2 separate regions of the Homo sapiens genome follow, and region 1 is linked to region 2. A link is a contact called in ENCODE Hi-C or POLR2A ChIA-PET data. All regions are on one chromosome and are shown on one strand. Each heading gives the region's core, a stretch centred on a gene start or an enhancer-like site at or near the end of the contact. The rest is flanking DNA. Distances are from core to core; before and after follow the strand shown. Region 1 overlaps FBN1 (fibrillin 1). Region 2 overlaps FBN1 (fibrillin 1).

Evidence for each region. A loop is a pair of places that touch in the nucleus more often than their neighbours do. ChIA-PET counts read pairs that join two places held with the same protein, here RNA polymerase II (POLR2A).
Region 1: a map of Right ventricle myocardium superior shows a loop between it and region 2 (3-fold over the local background). The contact joins two enhancer-like sites. A Hi-C loop is called at or near these places in 3 of 168 maps with a recorded cell type or tissue (Right ventricle myocardium superior, cardiac septum and endothelial cell of hepatic sinusoid). POLR2A ChIA-PET finds 5 or more read pairs at or near these places in 1 of 52 experiments (PC-3).

Annotation. Positions count from the first base shown.
Region 1 is chr15:48,509,027-48,513,695 of GRCh38, reverse strand. FBN1 (fibrillin 1) reads left to right here. Exons shown (of 66, transcript NM_000138.5): 13 at 28-147; 14 at 3,527-3,652. Among named protein-coding and RNA genes, the nearest start is that of FBN1, 130 kb to the left of the region's middle. Within about 2 kb of position 2,546, at least 3 of the 41 ENCODE cell types and tissues checked have a DNase peak (open chromatin) inside an H3K27ac peak, as active enhancers do.
Region 2 is chr15:48,457,376-48,462,737 of GRCh38, reverse strand. It overlaps FBN1 (fibrillin 1), which reads left to right. Exons shown (of 66, transcript NM_000138.5): 43 at 2,421-2,492. Among named protein-coding and RNA genes, the nearest start is that of DUT-AS1, 130 kb to the right of the region's middle. Within about 2 kb of position 2,882, at least 3 of the 41 ENCODE cell types and tissues checked have a DNase peak (open chromatin) inside an H3K27ac peak, as active enhancers do.

The sequences.
Region 1 (4,669 bases), core at 1,297-3,796, 51 kb before region 2:
TGCACTAAAATACATTGTGCTTTGCAGATGTTGATGAATGTGAGAAAAACCCCTGTGCTGGTGGTGAGTGTATTAACAACCAGGGTTCGTACACCTGTCAGTGCCGAGCTGGATATCAGAGCACACTCACGCGGACAGAATGCCGAGGTATGGTCCTGGCTCCTGACGTGGAATGTGGGACATATATGCTAACTGGGGGTTGGCTTCAAAGGAGTTCCATGGAGTTTAAATAACCCATGCCGGAAGAGACTAATACAGTCCCGTGGCTTTTTTGAACTTAGTTCCACCTATTGTCATTCTGAAAGACAGTGTCATAAAATCTGGCAAGCATTGAAGTTATTTTATAAGATGCGTCTATGCCTGAAGGAAAATCTTATTTTCAGTATTGTTGTCTCGTCACTATTATTGCCTCTTAAGTTTTCATCTGAGAAGTAGAGAGTGGAATTGTCCTTTATGACACAGCAACTGAGGAAAATTTCAGTTGAAATTATGTGCAATTAATTTCTTAATGGAAAGTTCTAAAAGATAGGGATGTCACTCTAAGCCCTTGCTGCTTTTTAGTGTGGTCAGCAACAGCATCTCCTAGAGCTGCTTGGAAAGGCAGAATCTCAGGTTCCACCACAGACATACTATTGCAGAATCTATATTTTAACAAGATCCCCCAGCAATCTGTATGTACATTGAAGTTTGAGAAGCACTGCTATAAATGTCCCCTCATAAAAAATTTCCCATCAGGTTTATTAACTAATTTATTAAGCCACCCAATATGCCTTTTATTAAATGACTCTTATGTACTGAGTTTCTAAAACAGAAATAAATAAGATACAATGATCACTGTCAGGGAGCCCAAACATCTATCTCCATCTCTATCTCTAAATTAAGCACAAAATGAACTGTATCATTAATTCAGTAAAGACAGAAAAAAAAAACAGGCAAATACTCTGTTAAAGTTAAATAAAAGGGCCCATCAATGATAGACTGGATAAAGAAAATGTAGTACATGTACACCATGGAATATTATGCAGCCATAAAAAAGAATGAGATCATGTCCGTTGCAGGGACATGGATGGAGCCGGAGGTCATTATAATTAGTAAACTAACATAGGAACAGAAAACCAAATACTGCATGTTCTCACTTTTAAGTGGGAGCTAAATGGTGACACATGGACACATAGAAGGGACCAACACACACCGGGGCCTATTGGAGGGTGGAGGGTTGGAGGAGGGAGAGGATCAGGAAAAATAACCAATGGGTAGTAGGCTTAATACCTGGGTAATGAAATAATCTGTACAACAAACCCCCATGACAGAAGTTTACCTATTTAACAAACCTGCACATGTATCCCTAAACTTAAAAGTTTTTTAAAAGTTAAGTAAAAGATAGCGAGGTTTATATCACTTTAGAAAATTGGTAGCCATTGACAAGAGTTAATCTTATTTGCCTCTTTTAGCAAAAGCTCTTCATGAGTTGAAGACATATAGAAGTTTTAATTTTTATCAGTGAACTGGCTTCAAAATTTATGAATTTTGTTCTCACGTAGAGATTTCTTGCCACCAGTGTATTTTAGTGCACTACATATAAATGACCATTTTAAGCAGAAAAAAACTGGAGCAAGGACTTTGAACTCACTAACATTTCTATTAATTAGTTATAAATATGGATAGGTTGAACACGTAACTGAGTTGAGAACCTTCTTAATATTATGACTATTGTTTAATATAATTAACATGTACAAATAGCATACTAGGCATTTTGCAATAACAGAAAATAAAATGAAATCAATGTCCAGAGACTGCACTGTTAAATAAGCAAAGAGAGGTGGTTATTGAGAGCACTCAGCTGGGGCAAGGACCAGCCAGTATAAACTCATGTATGTGGTTGTTATCAATCTGAGACTTAGTATTGGAGACTGAGGATGACCTGAATACTTAAAGCACTGCCTTCTTTAAGAGCTAGCACTAAGGTTATCCTGAAAATAAGAAGTTGAGAACGTGCTCACATTATTTTGCTGATGAAAGTTGCCACAGAATGGTCCAAAAGGCTGTGCACATAACTGGGAAGTAAGTGAGGGGCCGAGTAGAAGGGGATAGAAGGATGGGCAGAAACACAGTAGAGGAGAACTTTGAATGACAAGCTTTAAATTTGTCTTATAGGGCAATGGGGAACCCCATGACATTCTGAAATTGAGGAAGAGAGAAAAATATGAACTTTTTATCCTGTTTATTTTAACCTTGGGCCTCAAAAAATTATGGGATCCTTAAAAAAAAAAAGTCTGCTCAAGAATATGTGGTTTTTACCATTTTTTTTTGAGTGTGGAGCAAGTCTGATTTTTAGCAAGGATTAAGAAATAAACGAGAGAGAAAAAGATCGTAGGTTGTTGGCACAAAGATCAGACAGAAGAAAAGCCCAGACTGCCTCAGCTCGTCCAATGACTTGTGTGGAAACCACTGCAGGATCTGCCCAGAAAGAAAGTGCATCTGAGGGCCAACCACAAGACACCACACAGACACAGGGTAAACAGTCAGAGTAACTGACATGCCATGAACGCACGTGCTCATTGTTCAGGGGATATTTAGGGCACTTATACTCAGACAAATGTGACCTCAACTCTGCATAGATAGGAATGCTCGCATCCAACTCCACATAGTTTCTTGGTCCCTGTCTTCTGGGAATAAGCCCTGGAAGTGATTGTGTGCCTGTGTAGACAAAGAGGTTTGTGTTCATCCTCTTTGATGTTTATCCAGGTTTGTAGCTTCTAGAAACTGAGAGAAACAGATAATCCAGGGAACCATGCTATCCACTTTGGGTAGATTGTTAATATTTAAGGGAGAAATCAGATACAGGTTGTTTCAGTTATTGTTATTTTAACACTTCCGTGTCAAGCTCTGTTGTGTACCTTGGCATAATATTAACCACAATAGAAAAAAAGGAAAAATACCCTCATAGAATCAATATTTTATTTGGTTGGTAGAATACTCATAAAGTTGTTTTTTAAAAGACTAAGAATCTATCAGCAGTAACCCTGCACGTAAACCAGAATTGGTATAAGGAAGATGGACATTTTAGAGATGTGATTGACGGTTTTCAGGCAGAATTAAGGTGATTGTTTAAAAAAATAGCATATGTTGTATTGTTCTGAGATAGCTATAAAATATGTCTTTTAAAATTATATGTTTAAAGATGCCAGCCAAATTTCAGTATAAATAGTGATTTATACTGGTTAAATAGATGTGCTTGGAAAATGGTGAAGAAGAATCTATTTTGTTTACAGACTTCGGATTTAAGGAGTCTTATTAGAAATTAGAGTTACATCTAATGCCATTATACAGGTTTTTTATCATGTCTTTTCAACTCTGATAACCCTAAATATCACATTATTTGATAACCAATTTATGTTGGAGAATATTATTAAGTAATTAAAACCAAAAGCCAAGATCATGAGTTTGCAAATGGAGGGAGGGGGAAATAAAATAATTTTAACTCCCCTAAATAAAGCTATTTCTTCTTTTTAAACTTTGATTTTAGACATTGATGAGTGTTTACAGAATGGCCGGATCTGCAATAATGGACGCTGCATCAACACAGATGGCAGTTTTCATTGCGTGTGTAATGCGGGCTTTCATGTTACACGAGATGGGAAGAACTGTGAAGGTAATAATAGTATACTAATGTTAGTCCTCTCCTTCCATTGCAGTTTCAATATCAGGGGTCTTTAACAAGACCAAATAATGAGTGAAATGTCAAAGTATCAAATATGTTTTATATATTTTATCTCAAAAGGAAGCCTAATTTTCCATGATATTCATTTCTTAATTTACATTTGTGTGAATCAAATAACATTTTAATATGCTAGGAGAGCTTGCCATTTAAAGATCCCTGGTGTGATGAAACTTCTGTGGCACAATTTCATACTTTCTAATTTTTTACAATCAGAATTTGTACATTTTTTAAAAATAGGACACACCTAAGTCTGTGTATTATCTAGCCGTTTATAATCTTTTTGTTTAAAGTGTCTGCCTAGTAATAAAATGCTACTAATCAGTATCTGAAATATATATCTAAAATAGATATAATGTAAAAATACATGTTATGTATATTTTCTATATATGTAATATGTGTATATATATTATGTATATATGTATTTCTGAATATGTAATAGATAATATTCATAAAATACATATTTAAATATAAATAATATATATCTAAAATATAAATAATATATATTTAAAATACATTATATATGTCTAATATATATATTATATATATCTAAAATATGTATATATAATAAATCACTTTGGTCTTTCTAAAGCCTGTAAGTGAAAACACTGTGTCTAAAAGAGCAAGTGCCTCCCAAGACAGCTTTAATATCAAATAAAATAACATAGTGATGAATTTAAAGAACCATCCCCAATGTTTAAGGGATCTTAAAGGTTCACTGCCACAGCTATAATCCATAGTTGAGCCATGTATTCTAAAAGTCCACTTTTTACCTGCCCCTATTTAAAATTGCTTCAAACTACAAGTTATCTTCTGGTTTTCATCTTTAAAAGAATTAGGATGTAGCCTAAATACATTTCAAATTCCACTAATCTTAGTTTTGACTTATGTTCATATTCAGAGCATTAGAAGTAATATGAATCTGTGAAATAAATATACCCACTAGGCTAT
Region 2 (5,362 bases), core at 1,633-4,132:
TTCCTTGTCTTTTTACTTATTTAAAGCTAAACTTGTTCCAAAAATAGTTAAAGGCAGCCTACAAAGATGTAAATGTTAAACAAGAAATAAGCATAAGGCAAATGGCAAACAAGAATAAGAAAGAGCCAGGAGCAGGACTAATACACAAAATTCAAGCCGGGAATTCTACACACTTGCCTGAAATAAGCAATAATTTTAGCCCCAAACTTTCTAGCAGCTCCTATGAAAAGGGAGATGTGATCAAGTACAAAATTCTCAATGAGCATAAAGAAAACTCAAAATGAAAGGAAAGTGCAACTTTTCTTGATATTGAGATCGAGATAAATTTCTTCTTATATTCTCATGGAGAAAGAAACTAAATAATGTTATTTGTCTTAAAAAAAAAAGGCTAAATTGCATCCTTTGAATAAATAAAGACATTAGTGTACTGTTCTTATATCATATGGTATATGCTGTGCATTATGTATATGATGATGACATCATTTGCCAAGATTATGATTTGGGTTAGTTGAAATTATCATGCAAGGAATTGATTAGGGTATTCTATAAAGGGAATCCTACACCATTTTCCACAGTGATATATAAAATATTAAATCTGTTGTTTGGTACTACCTGACATTGCATGCAACAGAAAATTGTTTTTTAGTAAAATGTATTATTCCATCCATTGTTTACTCCAGAAATAATATAATAACCACCACTTAGAATTCTGATTTACCTCCACCCTGCAAAATGTTTCTAGACCAGGGCTTGGCAAAATACACCCCATGGGCCAAATCTGTCCCACCATCTACTTTTGAATGGCCTGCAAGCTAAGAAGGATTTCTACATTTTAAATGGTTGGAAAAAATCAGGAGAATCGTATTTCATAATATGAAAGTTACATGAACTTCAGATTTTGTTTCCCATAAATAAAACTTTTTTAGAGCTCACTAATTTATTTCCATATTGTCTACTACTGCTTTCATGGCAACATTAAATAGTTTTGACTGACTGTACAGCCTGCAAAGCCTAAGATATTTACTCTCTGTCCCTTTATTAAAAAGTTTGCTGACCCTTGATCTTGAATAATGGTCTTTACAACTTTAGGTGGTACTTACCTGTTGGTAAAAAATCTGAAGCTTATGCACACCTGGTGTGCATTTATATGTAAAAGTCTATGTATATATATCTATGTATGTGTATATGTATTTGTTTTCAATTATATTGAAAAATACATTTATTATTTTTCTGAGCTGTTCTAATATAAAGTGTACACAAAATTAATTTTTTTAAAGATTAGATTTTTCCAAAGATAGATAGAAGTCCTCGCATTTTCTTTTTTATCCTAATGGATTATTGCATATTCCTCTGGAGACCACTTTGGAAACCCTTAATGTAGACTAACATTTACTTTTAGAAATGATTGCCTGAGTTTTGAATATCTACATACTCTTGTGTAAAATGCAAGATTTCTTCTTGATGTTGGATATTCACCAAATTCAGTCATGGCTTTTCATTAGCTGTGAAATCTGCACATATTTTAAGAGTCCCTGTAATTTCTTTAGGTGACCAATGTCAGCTGGCGTTACAGTGTTGGAAGTGAACACTCATAGATTAAGGAGACAAAACACAAGGAGAATAACATGCTGTATTTTGATTAAAATACTTCCAGAAATCTTTTACTGATTTTCACTGAGCGTGACCAATAAGGCAATGGCCATCTGAAGCTTAGATTGATACCATACCTTACCAGTTACAGTCATGATCTGGAATCACAAAATCTCACAGTTAGAAGGGACTGCTGATAGAATTTAGTTCATCCTTTATTATCTGTTAAATTTGACTAATTCAAGTGAGAGAAAGACAGAGAGAGACAGAAAAGGAGAGAGGGAGAGGGAGAGAATATGACAGAGCTGTACCAAATGAAATCCAGCTCCAAAAACTGAAAAACTGGTGAAGGTTGGTTGATTGACCCAAATTAGTCATTAATAGATCTGATGTCAAGAATGTGGCTAGATTTGCTATGGTCTCCTATAATCTACCGAGAAAATGGCTTTTATACGTGTTCCTCAAACCCTAGATCTCTAAATGCAGAGTAGAGAGAGGCACTCTTACCAGTCCCTGAGTTCAGAGCTGAATAACATCCATATTGAAATCCAAACTCCTACAGGTAAACTCATGTGAATGAGTGGCATGTGATCTGGGGATCTCTACTTCTCCTTCATTATCACGTCAACATTAGGTCATTTTTTTCTTCAATATTTGTCTTACAGGCAAGATTATATCTGTAGGAATTTTCAGGTTTACTTTTTATTTTAAATTCTTCAAACTACAGACAAATACCTTTCAAGAATGCTTACAAAATAATTTTTTTCAGTCCAATTATTGTTCTTTGCTGACCCCTATCCTCCCATCCCACCTTTGTTTAATCATTGCAGATGAGTTTGCTACACTCTGTGGAAGTCAAAGGCCAGGCTTTGTCATCGACATTTATACCGGTTTACCCGTTGGTGAGTCATGACGGCATTGTCAGAACTTTCTGGTTTTTTGCCTTTGTGTTAGCATTATTTTTTCAGTTCCCATTTTTTTCTTAAAGGAAAAAAAATATTAAACAATGCCTTTCACTTTATTGAAACACTGATTCTTAGTTTGAAACAAACTGTGCAAACACCCTGTGCAGCTCCACCTAATTGGCAACAACATTTGTTGTTCATGATTAAGGGGATTGGAAAGCTTTTCCCAAAATTACAATCAAGCATAGTTACACCAACCTTAGGCATCAACATGGGGAGAGATTCTGGGAGTGGGGCCAGTTGACATTTGATTTAACTGTAATTCTCAATCCTTCCTTCTGACTAAGACCAGGTTAAGTGACTTCACACCAATCCTTACGTGTAGATTGTTTACATAAAGTCCTTTCGTGGATCAATTTTATCTTACATGGAATCTCCTCAGGTCATCTGCTTTGGGAATTTCAGATGTGAAATAAAAATCTTTTCGGTCTGAGGCCCTGCCTGGTAAATGAAGCAGAGAACACAACATTGGGAGAGATGCTTGTGCAAGAATCAGAAGTATTACACAGCACTCAGCCAGTGCAGGCAATGCCCTTGTGGTTTAAAACCAAATAACATAAAAGTAGATGGAAAGCTATTGCATTCTCTGAGTTTTTCCCTGGTGTGATTTATATGCATCCTTAGATGCCCTCTTAAGTCTGCACAGTTGTGTCTAGTAGCAAACATCACCACTTGCTTTATTCCACCTTATTCATAATAAGTAAACTAAAATCCACATCAGCCTTTCCAGTGACCTTGTTTAAGAAAACAAGAGTCTGGTCCAGCAATCAGCCTGGCTCCCTTAGTGCCAAATCCATATGGCTCCACAGTCTCGTCCACGTCCAAAGAAACTTCATGGTTTGGAAAGAAAAACTGCTAAATGACATTGGCATGGAACACCTGGCCCTAGCTGCTTTGTTTTTCCCCTTCCCAAAACAGATCTTTTAACCTCCCTAGAATCTGTGATCACAAGATAAGTGGTCTGTAATGGTAGTGGTTCTCCACGGACCAACCAGGCATGTACCCCAGCAAGGCTGCCCTCCAAGTTTGGCAGTAAGCAAAGACTAGAAAGAACATTAGCGTTGTCCACTAGGAGAGCTGGAAAGGCTTCAGACTTCATCTAGTCCAAATGCCTTGCTTCATATTTGAGGAGACAGAGGCCCAGAGAGGGGAAGGGACTCACCCAAGGCCACCCAGCTAATTAATAACAGAGCTGGGACCAGAACACAGTCCTGACTCATGGCTTAGTTTGCTTCTAGCTCTTGAAAACTGGACATCTGTTATTTAGCTATATGCTTATTGTTACCAAATTCCAGCATGACAAAATATTTAGATGACTGAAAAACTTTGTTTTATTTAAGCTTTATACTCTCCTTTTGGAAGATCTTATGATTGTTGGCATGTGGAGTCCATTCATATAGGGTTAAAACTATAGCATGTTTATCAATCTTGTCTTAAAATATAAACTTCACTAAGTTGAAGTTCAAATAAAATCCTGACAGGAAAAGAAAATATAATTTTTAATATATCCTTTTGCTATTTTATACCTAACAATGGCTGGAAATTAGACTCAGCCCGTTATTGTTAAACTTGATAATAATATATCACTTATATTTAAAACGAATGTGAATATGATGTTTCGTGTTCTAACCCACACTGAATGAATGGCATCTGAATTTGTTTTTTGTTTACTTATGATACACAGTTGTGATGTAACTTTATATGGCATTTTCATGACATGAATGACAAAGGTGTGAAAGATCTAAAGACATAATTGCGTGTATTCAAAATAGCAATGAACCCTTTGAGATTCTAAGCTGTTTCTTTTCATTAAATAGGTCAATTTTGCCTTCACACAAAATCAAGCCCTTTTTTAAAAAGGGTCTAAAATAAATCTATGACATCAAATTTCTCCTTTAAAACAGATTGGTTATAGAGTGTGGTTCTTCTAAAATTGCAGCAGCTCTTGTAGGCTCCACTTCAGTCCGTGATCATCTTCTCACAAGTATGCAAGCAAAGTATGTACCTTGCAAAGGCTCCTGACTATAATAAGTAAACAACGTATCTCAACAACAGTCATAGAAACTAGTGAATTGGAAGACTTTGGATTGTAGACCAAGGCTTTGCATACCTCCCAGCTGAGGTGTTTCATCAAACCCAGCCAAGGGGCTGATGGAAGGGCCCTCCAGGATAACAAAAGTGTTGATGACAGTTCTGTGAAGATTGTATTAGGGTGATGCAGGAAATCACCATAATACGATCTTCCCTTATATGATAAGGGAGGCAGGATGGCCTGTTAACTGAGTCCCAGTGTCAAATCCTGACTCTGCCTTTCATTGGCTGCTTGGTCTTGGGCAGGTTATATCCTGTGGCTTGGCCTCACTTGCTTCATCTCTTAGTTAGAATAGTCATAGTACCGAGACCATCTCATGGGGTGGCTGTGATAATTCAGCCAATAAATACAGGTTGAATGCTTGAGAAATGTACCAGTCATGCAGCAAATGAGATACTGTCACTATTAATACTATTACCATTATTACTACTATTACTACTCTTATCCTAGAGGGCACTTCAGTGGTCAGGAGTTCAGAGTGGGTAAGACAGAGATGGGACCACTCCAGGCTGGGGACATGGCCAAGCTGGTGAGGTGTCCAAAGTCTCTATCCATAGCTGGCCAGCCCTGCCTTAGCAGCCTGGATCCTGGCTGTGTTCTCACTCTTGGTCCTGTTTTAGTGCTCACCAACACACTGCCAGACACTTGCTCTTAACTGAACAAATTTGAATTGAGCACTTACTACCTGTCATGTAGAGTGCTAAGGAACCATAAC